2 separate regions of the Homo sapiens genome follow, and region 2 is linked to region 1. Evidence: chromatin loops called from intact Hi-C (ENCODE). Cell type or tissue: endothelial cell of umbilical vein. All regions are shown on one strand. Links, peaks and the distances in the headings refer to the core of each region. The heading gives the core; the rest is flanking DNA.

Region 1 (7,677 bases), core at 1,301-6,300:
AATCTCTGACTTACAATGGTTCGACTTACAATTTTTCAACTTTATGATGATGCAAAAGTGATACACATTCAGTAGCAACCTTACTTTGAATTTCAATCTTTTCCTAGGGTAGCGATACTCAGTATGATCCTCTAGTGATGCTGGGCAGTGGCAGTGAGCAGCAGTTTCCAATCAGCCATGCAATCATGAGAGTAAACAACTGATACTCCAAAGGGTATTCTGTTGCCAGCAATTTTTGGATATTGTGTTTTGTGTTTTTGCATCCCATCATGTCTACAAAATGTCCAACTGTGTCTCCTCCCTCCGGTAAGAAGAAAAAGAGCATGTTTAAAGTACGATAGGTGAAGCAATGATGTTCAGTAGGTTAGGCATACTAAATGCATTTTTAACTTGTAATATTTTCAACTTACCATGAGTTTATTGGGACATAACCCCTTCATAAGTAGAGGAACATCTGTATACATGTGCATGTTCTCGTTTTATGGATGTAATGTGTTATATTTCTGAGTTATTACTTTTCTTAGTTTTCTGCTGCTCCTTTCGTTCTCTATTTCCACAATTGTTTTTCTTCATTTTGTCTGTCTTTTGTATTAGAGACTTTCTTCAAATGTTAGTGATCATTGGGTGTCAACTCATATTTAAGAGTGAGGAACTACAAAGTGAATTGGAACTCAATATTCATTGATGGGGCTTGGAAACTGGGAGCTATTAGGGGAGACGTAGTCCTTTCTTTGGTGGTCTTTTCCCTTGTAACCTGTCATTTCTTTTTTAAAAACCTTTTATTTTAGGTTCAGGAGTTCATGTGCAGGTTTGTTATGTAAGTAAACTTGTGCTTGTTGTATAGATTATTTCATCCCCCAAGTGCTAAGCCTACTACTCAATAGTTATTTTTTTTCTGATCATCTGCCTCCTCCCACCCTCCACCCTCAAGTAGAACCCAGTGTCTGTTGTTCCCTTCTTTATGACCATGAGTTCTCATCATTTAGCTCCCACTGATAAGGGAGAACATACAGTATTTCAGTCACTTCCACCTGAGAGAAACTTCTCAGTTGTGAGTTGAGATTGGGCAAGGATTAAGCATATTTGCTACAGTTCTGGGACATGAGAAGAGAAAGTCGAAGGAGTGGTTCTCACCTCTCAGTAAGTAAACTTATGTTACTCCTACCCACAAGGTATTCATGATGTCCCCAAGTGCAGAGTTAGTCTGTATGTTTCAGGTTCTCCAGCAAGTAATATCCAGAGATCTGCTGAGGCTCAGGAGAGGAGGTCTCATGGCTATTTGGGGTAGGGAAGGGATGAAGGGGTTTAACTGATTTTTAAAAATACCTACAATCAGAACTTGCCCTGCCTTTCTGTCTTCAGAGCTACCAGTTACCTTTAATATTTGAGTTACGATGAGAGCAATCATTTTGTTTCTGTTTCTAAGGAGCTTCACGCGCATACTGGCCTAAGTTTCAGCCTTTTCTGGTCTGCTGTGTCAATTACCACCTGCTCTCCAATTTCAAAATGTTGTTGACATATGCTATTCTTTTCTCCAATTCTTTTCGTGTGTGTGTGTGTGTGTGTGTTGGTCTTTTAATTTCTATACCACCCTTTCAGTAGAGTTTTGAAAGGGAATGGAGATAAATGCATAATTCCATCTATTACAGCCGTGAAAACACACTTCTAAGTTGTCCTGCTGCAGGAAACATAATTGACAAAGGGCCTCAGCTGTTATGCTCTGAAACCCAACACTATGTTTGGGAGGTGGCTGTGCTTTCCCATGAGATGCTCCTACTCAGTGACAAAGTGTGGCAGGGATACGAAGGCAGGACTATTCCTGGGAGATGTGATGCTCCTGTAATGGACAGTGTTGGCCAGAGGATTCTCCACTGGTTTTGTCAAAATTTTCTCAGAAATGCATTACAGTCAAGGGCCTTCCTTCCTTCCTCCCTCTCTCCCCTTCTCCATCCTTCCCTTTTCCTTCCTTCCTTCCTTCCTTCTTTCCTTCCTTCCCAGGGATCACAATCGTATCATGGTCTGATACTTCTTCCTAAGGCAAAAATTGATGAAAATAGCCAGTAACTATTATAAAGTGTATGTCTTTTCAGTCTTTTGATTAATGTCTTATTTTATTTCTGGGACCTTAAGCTATATCTATGCTTCTGTTCAATTATGTGTCGATTTTCTTTAGGGATATCCATTATGCATATTTAATCTTCATTTTTATCTCTAGATTTATCATTTTTCTTTAATCTTATTTATTTTTGAAATCTTCTCCTTTATATGCTATGCTTTCAGTAGTAACTATTCTCCTTTATTCTACTTTAACTCTCATTTTGAATGAGATTTTACTTCTCTTTTCCACTCATCTTTGATTTTTTTCTCTTCTCAGCACATTTCCTCCCAAACTCTTTAGATGTATTTTGAGTCATCATTTTATATAAGTATTTCTTTCATTAAATGTTTTAAATTCATGGCAATATATTTGGTAATACTTTTCTTCTGGTTCATAACAAAAATCTTCTGGGATATATTCTTCATCTGCCATTTGTACTATTTGTTTTCCCCATTCCTTCAACAGTTTTTTCTTTTCTTTTTCTTTTTTTTTTTTTTTGAAGTAATTCCATAGATTCAGTGTGCTTACTTTGTGGTAATACTCAACTTTGAATGACGGAAATTCCTTATGAATTGGGTATTTGCACGTTGCTCATAGCACAGCGGCAGTGCTGTGAGTTCTGATTTGGAATTACAGCTCTGCCACATAATAGCTGCATGACTCTATTTCTGCAGTAAAGGGCTAATCATAATAGCATTTATCTCACTGAGTGCTGTAATGGCTAATACAGGAGGTCAATCCCTGAAAAGGCATGCAGATAATGCATGTACATGTGGCATTGTAAGAATACGGTAAATACTACCTTTTTTAAAAGTCATCTCAGAGTGTCTTTTTGCACTTCCACTTTATCTTGCCTGTATCTGGCATTTCTTCCTCCCTTCCTACAGCTCAAAGTTACATCTACCTGCTAAAGTTGTGGGAGATAACGTTAGTATTTCTGGTTTTTCTTTCTCCTTGTTTTTGAATGATTTCTTATAGGAAAAAGGAGTTGTGGGCGGGGGGCAATCCTGTCTTTAGTCACCATTTCTAAGTATCAACCAGGACTTGACACTTAAATTGAGGCATGAAGGATGAGTGGGAATAAAGTAACTGAGGTAGGGACAGGTAGGGGAACATGCTAGAAGAGGAAAATGCATGTGGCTCCTGTGACATGGGAAGGAGCTGTGAAATTTGAAGCACTGAAATGATTGCATGGCTGTAATATAAGGAGGGAAAAGGAGAATGGGATAAGATGAGGCTGGTAAGTAGGCAGCCATTCACATGGTTTTCCATCAACACTTCACCCCTCGGTGCAGCTAAACACAGTACTTAAGACAACTCGTTTTATGCTCCTCAATTTTTGGTTGAATAAGGAAGGACTCATGGAGAGGAAATGGGACAGACTTTGAGTCGCCTTTGGGGCTGGGTTTCAAGGCCAAACTTTAAAATTTATCAGTTATCTCTTCTTAAAGAGAAGATTGATCACTGCCACTTTATTGTATGATAATCCAGGTTACCTCCGACAATGTCTATGTTGCAAACATTCCTATATCCATTTATGGAGCAAAACATTCCAAGGTTTTTGATTCCAATTTAAAAATAAAATCATAAATATATTTTGCTTTTAATTTTTGTAGCTTTTTGCTTATAAAAAACATTGCACTACTATTAATAGAATTCTAAAGGAAAGAAAAAAAAGTTTAACCACAAGCACACCCAAGCCAACATATCACACTGTTTCCATATTTATTCATGTTTTCTTACGAATATATTTTAGAATAATTGCAGAACAGTGAATATTTAAATAAATAATAAAACAATTCAGAGGAGTTACTGTAGAAGTGGTTATTTCTGTTCTGGTGATCTAAGCTAGTTTATGTAGTTTTATAGAAAGGCAAATTGGAATGTCTTTAAATAAGTTGCAGACTTGCACACTAACATTAACCCACTATCTAGTTTGATTGTGAAGTATAATCTTAGGTACCATTGTCTCTATATTTGATCCCTCTGGCACCACATTCTGAAAGTAGTAAAGAAGAATGATGATTGAAGTTTTTGTTTGTTTAGTTTTGGTTTTAACAGGAACTTAATATTACAAAAGTGTAACTTAAGTAAGATTGATCTGATACCAGGTGGTATGTGAGAGACTAGAAACAGGAAGATAAGTAGGAAGCTATTTCAAATACCCCAGGCATGAGGTAACAAAGGAAACATTACAGTAGTTGAAGTGGAAATACAAAGGATACTTGGGTACATGATAGAAATAAGAAACGCAGAGGGGAAGTGATTTGCAGGAAATGATGACAAGCTTGTTTCAAATATGTCAGATTTGGGACGCGCAAGTAGATACTTTGTGAAAATAGAGCTATGAAACTAGAGCACAGGTAAGATGCCATGTTAGACTTGCTCTTTTGGTGATCTTCATAGTGAAGAGTTGAGGCTAACAAAGTAGATGAGGTCTCTAAGGTACTACTATGATTCAAGAAGAGGTAAAAGATAAAAAAGACATCAACCAGGATGAAAACTAATGGGCCTATTGTATTTAGGAGATTATTTAATAATCAAATGGCAGGTAATAACAGATGTCATGTATACAACTTATTTGAAGTATTTGGAAGAAATAGAAGAGACATGGAGGAGCCAGCAAAGCCATGTGTATTAATGTTTTCTTCTCCACATTAGAGAATATCGATGCAGGAAAAGTTCAAAGAGTAAAAATATGAATAAAGGAAGAATAAAGAGGAGAAAACTCTACCTCAGTGTTAAATGAATTGAATAAAATCTAGTAGAGTGGATCCCAAAGCTATTTTGGCAGTAAACAAACAGGAAAAAAGTGCAATCTTCTGACATAAATGTTAACAGATCTGCCAAGGAATGAAAAATGAGGATTAAGGAAAGAATAATATAGCACTTGTTCTAACCCAGTGGGTCTCGACCAGGACTGATTTTTTGCCACTCAAGGGACATTTGGCAATGTCTGGAGACATATTTTGTTCTTACAAGTGGGGCATATTCTACTAGTAGGTAGAGGCCAGGGATGCCGTTAAATAACCAACATTACTCAGGGCAAAAACAAGGAAGTATTTGAACCAAAAAGTCAATAGCCTCAAAGTTGAGAAACCTTGATCTAACCCATTCAACACGTCAGAAACAGTACTGGTGAGTCAACAAATCCTGAGAGTTTCCACTGATACTGTAAGAGTAGGAGAGAAGATTGGTTGAATTTTGTACTTTACCTCTCCCTTTGAAAAATTATTTTATGTTAGAATGCATGCATGTACGAAAGTTACATAGCAAGAAGTAGGTAAAACAAAGTACAGTGTCACCTTGAACATGGGTTTGAACTATGTGGGTCTGCTTATACAGAAATTTTCTTCTTCCTCTGTCTTCTCTGAAACACAGCAAGACCAACCCTCTTCTTCCTCCTCAGCCTAATCCATGGGAAATGATGAGGATAAAGCCTTTATGATGATCCACTTCCACTTAATGAATAGTAAATATATTTTCTCTTCTTTATGATTTTCTTAATAACATTTTCTTTTCTTTAGCTATATATATAGATATATATAACATATATATAAAATATGTATAACATAAAAACATATGAATCAATGGTTTATGTTATCAGTAAGGCTTTAAGGTTTCTGGTCAACAGTAGGATATTAGTAGTTAAGTTTGGGGGAGTCAAAAGTTATGTGCAGATTTTTGACTGCACAGGGGGCTGGCACGCTTAACTCCCACATTGTTAGAAGATCAACGGTAATAAAATAACCAGAAGAGACTCTCTCAGACATAAGTTCTCATGTGGAGAAATATGCAAGGGTATCTTCCAATATGAAAGCTAGGAACAAAGTTTAAAGACAAAACAAACTACAGTTTCTCTAATTAAGGCAATTCACAATTGCACAGAGCTCTCCTGCTACCACGTTTCTATAACATCAGGTTATAGAAAAGTGGATTGAACTCAATATCCAGCTCTCACATTGTTGTTGAAAAAGGAAGACACAGGACAATTTGGAGTAGACAACCTTCTCCCTATTCTTCCCACTTTACAGCTAAAATTTCCAGACATTACATACGAAACAAACAAAACATAATGCTGAAAGGTGGAAAGAAGAGAAACAACTGAATAGGGATTTAGAAACCTGAAAAAAGACAGAGAGGTGAGTTCCCTGGGTTTCTTTTTTGCTTCATGTATCCCATACTGGGTTAGGGACAAGCTGGCAACTCAGAAATCACAATGGGCACAGACAGAAACAAACAATAAACAACAAGAAAAGGTGACTCTGTCTAGTCAAAGGATGGTGAAAGGGACAGTTTAGTAAGATAGAAAACTTTCAGACAATAACTAACTCCTCTAACCCAACCAAACATTCTGAAAAAACTGCAGCTTCATGGCTAGCACATCAGCAAAAGCTGAGTCAGGACCCTGAACTTTCACACAGCAAGGAGCCATGCCCTACGACAAGGGGTGTCAGTAGAGACCAAATTGGGAGCCTAAAACTTCCAAACGAACCTAGTAGTAATGAGGCATTCCTCCCCTTTCCCACCAGCATGATGTCAGAGAAGGCCAAGTGAGAAGTCCGACTTTCACCAACTTCCAATGGTAAAAAAATCCCCCAACTCAGTGTCAGCAGAGACCATGTGGGGAAAAGTAACAAGGTGTCCTTCACCCTCCCAGTCAGGGTGGAAGGCCTAGTGGGAAGTTTGCACTTCCAACACTGCCAGCACTAATGAGGATCCCTTCCGTCTTCCTCTGGCATGTTGCGTGGGGGATTTAGACTTCTCCCACCTGACAGAAACAAGGTACCATCTCCCTTCTCCCACCAGTGGAGTGTCACAGGAGGTCTGTTGAAACAGAAAACTTAAATAATATCCAAAGTGTCATAACATAATACCAAAAGTGTCCAAGAAACAATCAAGAATCACTCGTCATATCAGGAACCAAGAAAATCTCAAGTTGAATAAGAAAAGACAACCAGCAGACACCATGCTGATGTTGGAATTATCTGACAAGGAGTTTAAAGCAGCCATCATAAAAATGCTTCAACAAGAAATTATGAACATGTTTGAAACACAAAAGGAAGCCTTGGCAAAGAAATAGAAGATATAAAGAAGAATCAAATAAAAATTTTAGAACTGAAAAGTAAAATAACCAAAATTTAAAAGCTCATTGGATTGGCTCAACAGAAGAATGAATAGGACAAGAGAAAGAATCAGTAAACTTTAAGACAGTACAATAGAAATTACTCAATCTAAAAAATAAAGAGTAAATAGACTGAAAACAAACAAAGAGAGCTTCAGGGACATATTGGACTCTAACAAAAGATCTAACAATTGTGTCATTGGAGTCCTAAAAGAATTGGTGAAAAAGGGTGGGGCTGAAAAAAGTATTCAAAGCAGTAATAGCTGAAAATTCCTGAAAGACATAAACTTTCAGATTCAGAAAGCTGAGAGAAACTTAAGCAATATAAAATGAAAGATTCATACTAAGACAAAACACAGTGAAATTTCTGAAAACTAAAGACAAAGAAAAAAATCTTGAAGTTAGCAAGAAAGAAACACCTTACCTGTAGGGGAAAAATAACTTGAAAAAGAGT
Region 2 (7,677 bases), core at 1,430-6,429, 100 kb after region 1:
TGGTAGGATCACACATCCACTGAAGTCTCTAGGCAAGGATCCTTCTTTGCCCCTTAGAAGGGAACCCCAGGTATTCCTGGGTTTGCTAGAGTGTAACTTAAATCTCTTCTTCCATCTTCAGATGGCCATCTTCCTGAGTGACTCTATCTAAATTTGGATTCTTATAAGGACACCAGTCATGTTGGATTAGAGCCCACCCTAATAACCTTATCTTAATTTGGTTACATCTGCAAAGACCCTATTTTCAAAAAGGTCAAATTCACAGGTACCAGGGCTTAGGACTTCAACTTAACTTTTAAGATGACAAAATTCAACACAAAACAGTCCCTGACGGCATTCTGAAGTTGCTTTACCAGCTGGATTTTCTACCTTTGAACTTATGACAAGAGAAACACAAAGGTTCCAATTTGTTTAAGCCTCTATATATTCAGGGTTTTCTGTATTCACAACAGAACTTAATTCCTTACTGATATGAAACTTCTAAGTGAGGGCTCTGGAAATTTAAAAATGATCTGCCATGTGGTTCCTACCTATTTAGAGGCTAGTTTGTAACTTTTTAAAGACAGAGACCATTATTCTCTTGTTTGGGAGTGGGAGGAGGTTGGGCAGGGACCGCTGCTTAGCTAAGATTTTTCTACTAATAATTTAAAGATCAACCTTGTTTTTAAAGTAAAGTTTGCCAGATACTGAAAAGGTCAGTGGACATGCATTCAGCAGCCAAATTTAGGCCCTAATCCTGCCCTGGACTCACACCCATCTCAGATATATCTTTGTCAGTCACCACTACATACCTCAGTGAATGAGAATATAAATGTAGCTTTTGTGCTTATGTTACCAGAAGCACAGTTTACTTGTCCAACACAATCATGTTCAATTTTATGATACCATCTTTCTGCCAGGTGTGGAGCTTGGAAATATATGTGCCAGAAAACACGTTAGGCAGCCAACACTGAAATTTGTCTTAATTTTGAGAGAGTTGCTAGGAGTTCTTAGACCATTTTCATGGCATGCATACCAGGAACATAAGCATGATTCACTCAAGTTATTTCTGGGCTCCAGCAGTAAGGACAAGCAATTGCTTCCATCATCTCTGTTAGTCAGAGAGCCCTGAATTGTTCACTTTACTTCTTGCAGGCTCAAGAAGGGCGGACATCAGAGTAATATCAGAGTCAATAGATATTTCCATCACTTCTTCTTAAGAAAGATGAAGGTTAAATGATGAGTGAGGACTTTCCATTCTTCCTTTCTTCAGAAAACATTTATTGAGTGCCTATCTAATGTCAGACTAATGGCAAGCACTGAGGACCAAACAAGTAAAAGACAATTCTTACCTTCTAGTGGCCTACAGTTAAGATACAGAGAGAGCGCAGTGGCTCACGCCTGTAATTCCAGCACTTTAGGAGGCCGAGGCGGGCAGATTGCTTGAGGTCAGGAGTTCGAGACCAACCTGGCCAACATGGTGAAGCCCCGTCTCTACTAAAAATACAACAAATTAGCCAGGCATGGTAGAGCACACCTGTAATCCCAGCTACTTGGGAGGCTGAGGAAGGAGAATTGCTTGAACCCGGGAGGTGGAGATTGCACTGAGCTGAAATTGCACTGCTGCCCTCCAGCCTGGGTGACACACCAAGACTCTGTCTCAGAAAAAAAAAAAAAAAAGATACAGAGGTAGACAAATCAACAGAAAATCCTAAGCCACTTTAATAAGTGTCTAATAAGTGTTTAATAGGTAGGTTTAAGAACAGAGTATTAGGGAAGCACACAGACAGGGCAATTAACTCTTTTTGGGGCAGTCATGTAGAAAGAATATGGTGGTATGCTAGGAGATAGCCAAGTGAGAGGCCACAGCACATGCAAACGCCCAGGAGTAAGAGAGTGTATGGCATATGTGGAGACCTGCATGGAGTTTGCTATGGTGGGCTAGGAGGTAGGGAATGTCAGCGAAACCAAATGAAAGGTGGTCCATATTTTGAAAGTGTTGGAAAGTCACAGAAGGGTTGTGAATCAAACAGTTCCATGATCAGGTTTGTGCTTTAGAAAAGATCTCTCTGGCAGCAGTATACAGAATGGATTGGACTAGAACATGCAGAAAACAATAGCAGTCAGCTGTGTTACTCTAAGAGAGGGGAACTAGGGAGAAGGGAGAAAAGAGACACATTTAAGGAGTAGAATTGATAGTACTTGATGAGTTATCGATTTTGGGCATATGTTGGAATAGCTGGCACGCAAGGATGACACTAAAATTTATGATTTAGTTAACAGGTATATGTGTGTTATGGGGGGAGGGTCTTATAGGTCAGAAATTAGGGAATATGATAAAAATGGTTTGTTCTCTAGTATCAATATTAAAAGCCCACATTCATATGTTTAATAAAGTCACAGAATTCTGATCCTAAACATATTTCTGATATAATAATGTACTGAATTTTTTAAAATATGAAAAGCAAATGTATTTTAAAAACTAGATATTGATGGAGATGAATAATGAAACAAAAATATGTGGGATATAAAAGTCATAACACATGAATCAATAGTTCTCCATTCTCTTCATCTCACATTTTCCTAGAGAATCCCACTCCCTCCCACCACCTAAATTCCAGTCAATCATCCATAGAACCCTGTTTTCTTTTTTGTAGGAAATAAATAAGCAATACTTTGGAGCCGAAAGGAGCTTTAGAGATCATGAAATATGAATTCTGTAAGTTGGAACTACTATATAACAACATTAAAATATTTTAAGATAATAAATATTCAGAATGCCATTATGCTGAAAGACATAGGTGTAATGCAAGAACGTTAGTTATGTTTGGTAACTACTATAAGCAAGGAGATCTTGGACATGCAGTTGTGTGTATTAAATGAGGCAGTATTTGTAAATAACTAAGCATAGTTCTCAATGATTGGTAACTATAACAACAGAGACTATCAGCCAAAATCCATTTTCTACTTTGCTCTGGAAACAAGAGAGCCCAACTAAACTGCGTTTCCCAGCCTTCTTTGCAGTTAGTTAGGTGTAGCCATGAGACAATATTCATCAAAGGAACAGGTGCAGAAATAGGAGTGTTGCTTCCCAGCATGGACCCTAGGATATTGCACAACTCCCCCACACTGTGTCCACTTTCTTTGAGCTGAACATAGGCATGACTGCAACCCAGCAGATAAGGACAATGCTCTAGGGAATGACATGGGAACAAGACAGAAGGAGCCTGGGTCCCTGGGTGGCCACATGGAGCAGAGTTGCCTTCCTCCCTGCCCTGGACTGATACAGAGGAAAGCAAACACTTTTGCCCTTTAAGCCACTGTATTTTCAGGTGTCTCTTTTACAGAAGGATCACGTTTCACCAAAATAATACAGCTTCTTTCTTCTTTCTGCTCTTCTCCAACACGACTATGCTATTTTTGCAGTATTATCTTTCATGGGCATAAATACTTTAAATAGCTGCAATCACAGTATACATGTTATTTTGTACTCTGTTATTTTCATTTTCCATATCACAGCCATGTTCCAGGATTCAAAGTTATCTTCAGTTATTCATTTTAAAACAAAAAAATGGAATTGCTCAGAGAAGACTGGTACAATGAAAAAAGCTAGGGTTTGTTTTTGAGATTCTCCCTTTATGTAATGCCTGTTACATTCACAAGCATATGTAGTGATTAAAGAAGGTTGGAGTTAGGGATTGTTTGTCAAGCAGAAAAATTTTAAAGTACCAATTTGCCAATAGCTGGCTCTTTCAGTTGGATCACTAGAAAATCTGACTCCCTCTCAGTCAACAATTACTCTCTTCCTAAAACAGTCCAACTTCCTAAGTGGAAGTTGAGATCATCCTAAAAGTATCAAGAACTTTTCTTAAGAGCAGATACCTCATTGTGGTTCTTCCCTTTGGGAAGACAATGTGTGCTTTTGATTTTATGACACCTGAAGTATTTGTGATTTTGCTTCCTTGAGAAGCTTAGTGAAAAATTAGTTCAATTTAGCATCATTTCAAAATGGTGAAAGTTTTTAAAATATTCTAGATAATATGGCAAATTAAAGGAGAAAATGAAGTGCCAATGGGACTTAGTTGGCTCTTGCAAAGAAGGAAGTCAACTAAGTAAACCATTTTCAAATCAATTTAAAACCATTTATTAAGCAACAACAGTATGCAAAGCACTATCTTCCCTGTATGCAGGTCATAGCCATTGTCTTTTCAGTCTAATGGGGATGACAGACATAAAATGAATAAAAATTCATGATTGAATAAAATGAACTCTGAATATTTGTATAAGCAAAGCATATTTGATCCACCTTGGAGGGAGAAATTAATGTAATAAATTTTGAGGAAGAGAGAGGGAAATAAGAGGAGGAATGAAAGGGTCTAATTGCAGAGAATATAATCAATGTTTATCTTCCCCCCCAACCATTCCCATTTCTCAACCTCTGAAAGTCACCTTCCTCTAGAATATTTGAGAAAGAGGATGTTTGTCCCTCAGTTTGTTCCTGAATCACCCTCTTTGCAGCTGTTTCTATGAGTCACTTGTTCCTCTCCATTGCCTTCAGCTCTGCCCTGATCCTCTGTCCTGGTGCCACCTGGATGATCTGGGATTCCTTTCTCATGCTATGATGATGATCTCCATGGAAGGATACAGGATCATGCTTCTTTTTGTTGCTCTTCTCTTTAATTCCCCACAATACCACCAACATAGAACTTGTGCATGTCTAATAGACTTAATTAAAGGGTTGGTGAAAAATAGAGGGATTTATAAGACAAGGAGAAAAATTTAAAATTGCATGACAAATATGACAAATCTCACAGCCCAAGTGGGGAAAAAACTGGAAGTCCTTTACCTGTGCCTTCCTGTGGAAATATTCCAGTTCTTAACCTTGCTCCCTTGCTTAAAAGCCCAGCCTTCTCTTGCCCCTTTTAAAAATGCTTAGTTCTTCAGTTCTCCAAATGTAAATCCTTATTCCTACTGTATATATCCCACCCACAGTAGGAGGCTCCCTTCTTTAGTTTTGTTTTGCTTTTAATGAGCAGACTCAGGACAGCCACGGTGGGCTTTGCACCACAAGTCCAATCTCTCTTTTGAAATCTCCGTGACAGTCCAACTTAAAGCTATGCATCCTCATTATTCTTGCAGTTTTCACTGTAACTGTTGGACTAATTACATCCCATATGCCTTTTCCAGTAGAAACAATACTTTCCAAACATAGTATACTCTGATCTATATGAGAGAAGATAAACTGTTTTTAAATGTGAGGTTATCTGCCTAAATTCCCCTGCCCACAATGGAACTAGCACTTTACAAGATAATGCCAAGAAGTTTTGGTCTCTTTTTCCTACTTGCAAACAAAACAATTTCAAGAGGCCTACCTGCACTTCAGAAATAAAGCCCACCATAGTATCTTGCCAAAGGAACCATCTGCCCCAAGGACCGATGTTAGTCACATAGAGATGATGAAGAAGCTTTCTTCTTTGGGCCAGGTTGAATTCATGGGTAGTCTACCTCTTCTCAGTGATCTCCATAAGGGTAAGGGAGACAGTGGGAAAATGCCAATAGATGTGCCATACCAACTTGTATGGCTCCCTGGTGCACAGTGATCTTATACTCTTCTTGCGGTAATAGAATCTCCCCCACTGCCTTTACTCTTAGAAATGGACACATGACCAGCCAATCATGGTACTTCATATTCTTATCCATAGCAATTCGTCCAAGGGTTGGAAACATGATTTAAATCTGGCCAATCAGAGGCCTGCTCCAGGATTTTTTTTTAACCTAAACATTGGATAAAGGAAGCTTGTTTTCCTCTAGGGATGAAGAAAGCCCAGGACTGGGAAAATCTTGTTTTCTAGCATAAAGAAAAAGCTTCTGGAGTTTGAGACCAGCCTGGGCAACACAGCAGAACCTCATCTCCACTAAAAATTTTTTAAAAATTAGCCAAGTCTGGTGGTGTGCACCTGTAGTCCCAGCTACTCAGGAGGCTGAGGTGGGAGGATTGCTTGAGCCCGGGAGATCAAGGCTGCACTGAGCCATGATTGTGCCACTGCACTCCAGCATGGGCAACATAACAAAACCCAGTCTCAAAAAAAAAAAAAAAGGAAACTCCTCGTAGCAAAATAGAATACAACCAACAAGCATAGGGAAACAGAAACAAGATTCAGAAGAGTGTGCTGTTTAGAGTTTGAGTGCCTGGTTCCACTCATGAAGGTCTTCAGCATTCCTGTAGTTCCTGAGAACCATCCTTCAATTCTCTGAGCTATTCCAGTATTCTTTCAATTAAGCTCAAATTTTACTGAAACTGGATTAAGTTGAGTTTATCTTCTTGCAAACGAAGTAGTCCTGGGATTATACTCTATCTAGATCAAATTACTTTCCCTGAGAATGGGAATGAAAATAGGAAGTTACTCCTGCTGTAAACATAAGCAAATCCTATATATGCAATCAGGAAGTCCTTTCTGGCTGATGGCATTATTCTATATATAGCCAACTATGACCCTTAGGAAAACAACTTCTAACATGCTAGCATGATATCACAGATCCTTTATATCCTAGTCAACCAATTGTTAAATACGGCTCTGTGGGAGGCCCTGGCTGGTCCTGCCGGGCCTTGCCACTCCTAATTGCATATGTCACAGGCTTGCCTCCAGAAATAATTGCTATGCATCTATGCATGTGATGTCTAATAATCATTGGGTAATCTGTGATCAATGAAGCAAAATGGTGATATGACATACCAAGAATTGTACTTGGAATATGATCTTTATCCAAGTGATAAAACTTAGTAAAGGCTTTTTTTTCTTCCAACTTTATAAAAATTATGATAGAGCTTTAGGGTAGTGAGGTTGATGAGAAGTTTTATAAGCCTCTAATTGGGGCTTCTGTTGATCTGAGAGAACTAACCATGGCCATACAGATTGCCATTGCCACCAACCCAAGTCTGTCTCCCATGAAAAACCAGGGAGACTCAAGAAACCACATTCAACAAACCCTCTAGCCTAATATTTCTTGATGTTTTCCTACAAGTATTTTATTTTGGTTTCTACAGTATCAATACACAGTAACTTTTTTTTTTTCTGAATTGTTCTTAGTGGGAAAGCTTTTATTATTATTATTATTGGTTAAATGTATTTAGCTGTAATAGGACTATTCAGAATTTTTATTTTTTATTTTTATTTTTTTAAATTTTATTATTATTATACTTTAAGTTTTAGGGTACATGTGCACAATGTGCAGGTTAGTTACATATGTATACATGTGCCATGCTGGTGTGCTGCACCCATTAACTCGTCATTTAGCATTAGGTATATTTGTGTATTGACTCAGAACCTCTGACCCAGTCCTGTGAAAAACCTCTTCAGGACTGTAGAAATGAAGAAATATTGGGAAATTCACAATCCAGTGAAGTCTTTACCAATGTCTAGACCAGAGATAACTGGGTAACTTCTGGATATTCAGCCCAAGGCCCTAGTTGTTACCAAAAGGTAAGAAAACTTTTTTTTTTTTTTGAGACGGACTCTTGCACTGTTGCCCAGGCTTGAGTGCAGTGACACGATCTCAGCTCACCACAACCTCTGCCTCCTGGGTTCAAGTGATTCTCCTGCCTCAGCCTCCTGAGTAGCTGGGACTACAGGCACACGCCACCACGCCTGGCTAATTTTTGTATTTTTTAGTAGAGACGAGGTTTCACCATGTTGCTCA

The links. Hi-C counts contacts between places; a loop is a spot of excess contacts. Peaks named below come from ENCODE experiments on the same cell type or tissue, not always from the same donor. Only the 100,000 strongest peaks of a DNase experiment are listed, where the experiment ranks them.
Region 2: a loop joins it to region 1, with 6 times the contacts of the local background. A loop is called at or near these places in 1 of 110 quality-filtered maps.

Annotation. Positions count from the first base shown.
Region 1 is chr4:145,384,817-145,392,493 of GRCh38, reverse strand. No RefSeq gene overlaps it. Among named protein-coding and RNA genes, the nearest start is that of LINC02266, 48 kb to the right of the region's middle. In endothelial cell of umbilical vein, for the core only: no CTCF peak of the experiment used is centred there; a DNase peak (open chromatin) is centred at 4,203; H3K27ac peaks cover 1,952 bases.
Region 2 is chr4:145,282,975-145,290,651 of GRCh38, reverse strand. No RefSeq gene overlaps it. Among named protein-coding and RNA genes, the nearest start is that of LINC02266, 54 kb to the left of the region's middle. In endothelial cell of umbilical vein, for the core only: no CTCF peak of the experiment used is centred there; a DNase peak (open chromatin) is centred at 4,511; H3K27ac peaks cover 1,946 bases.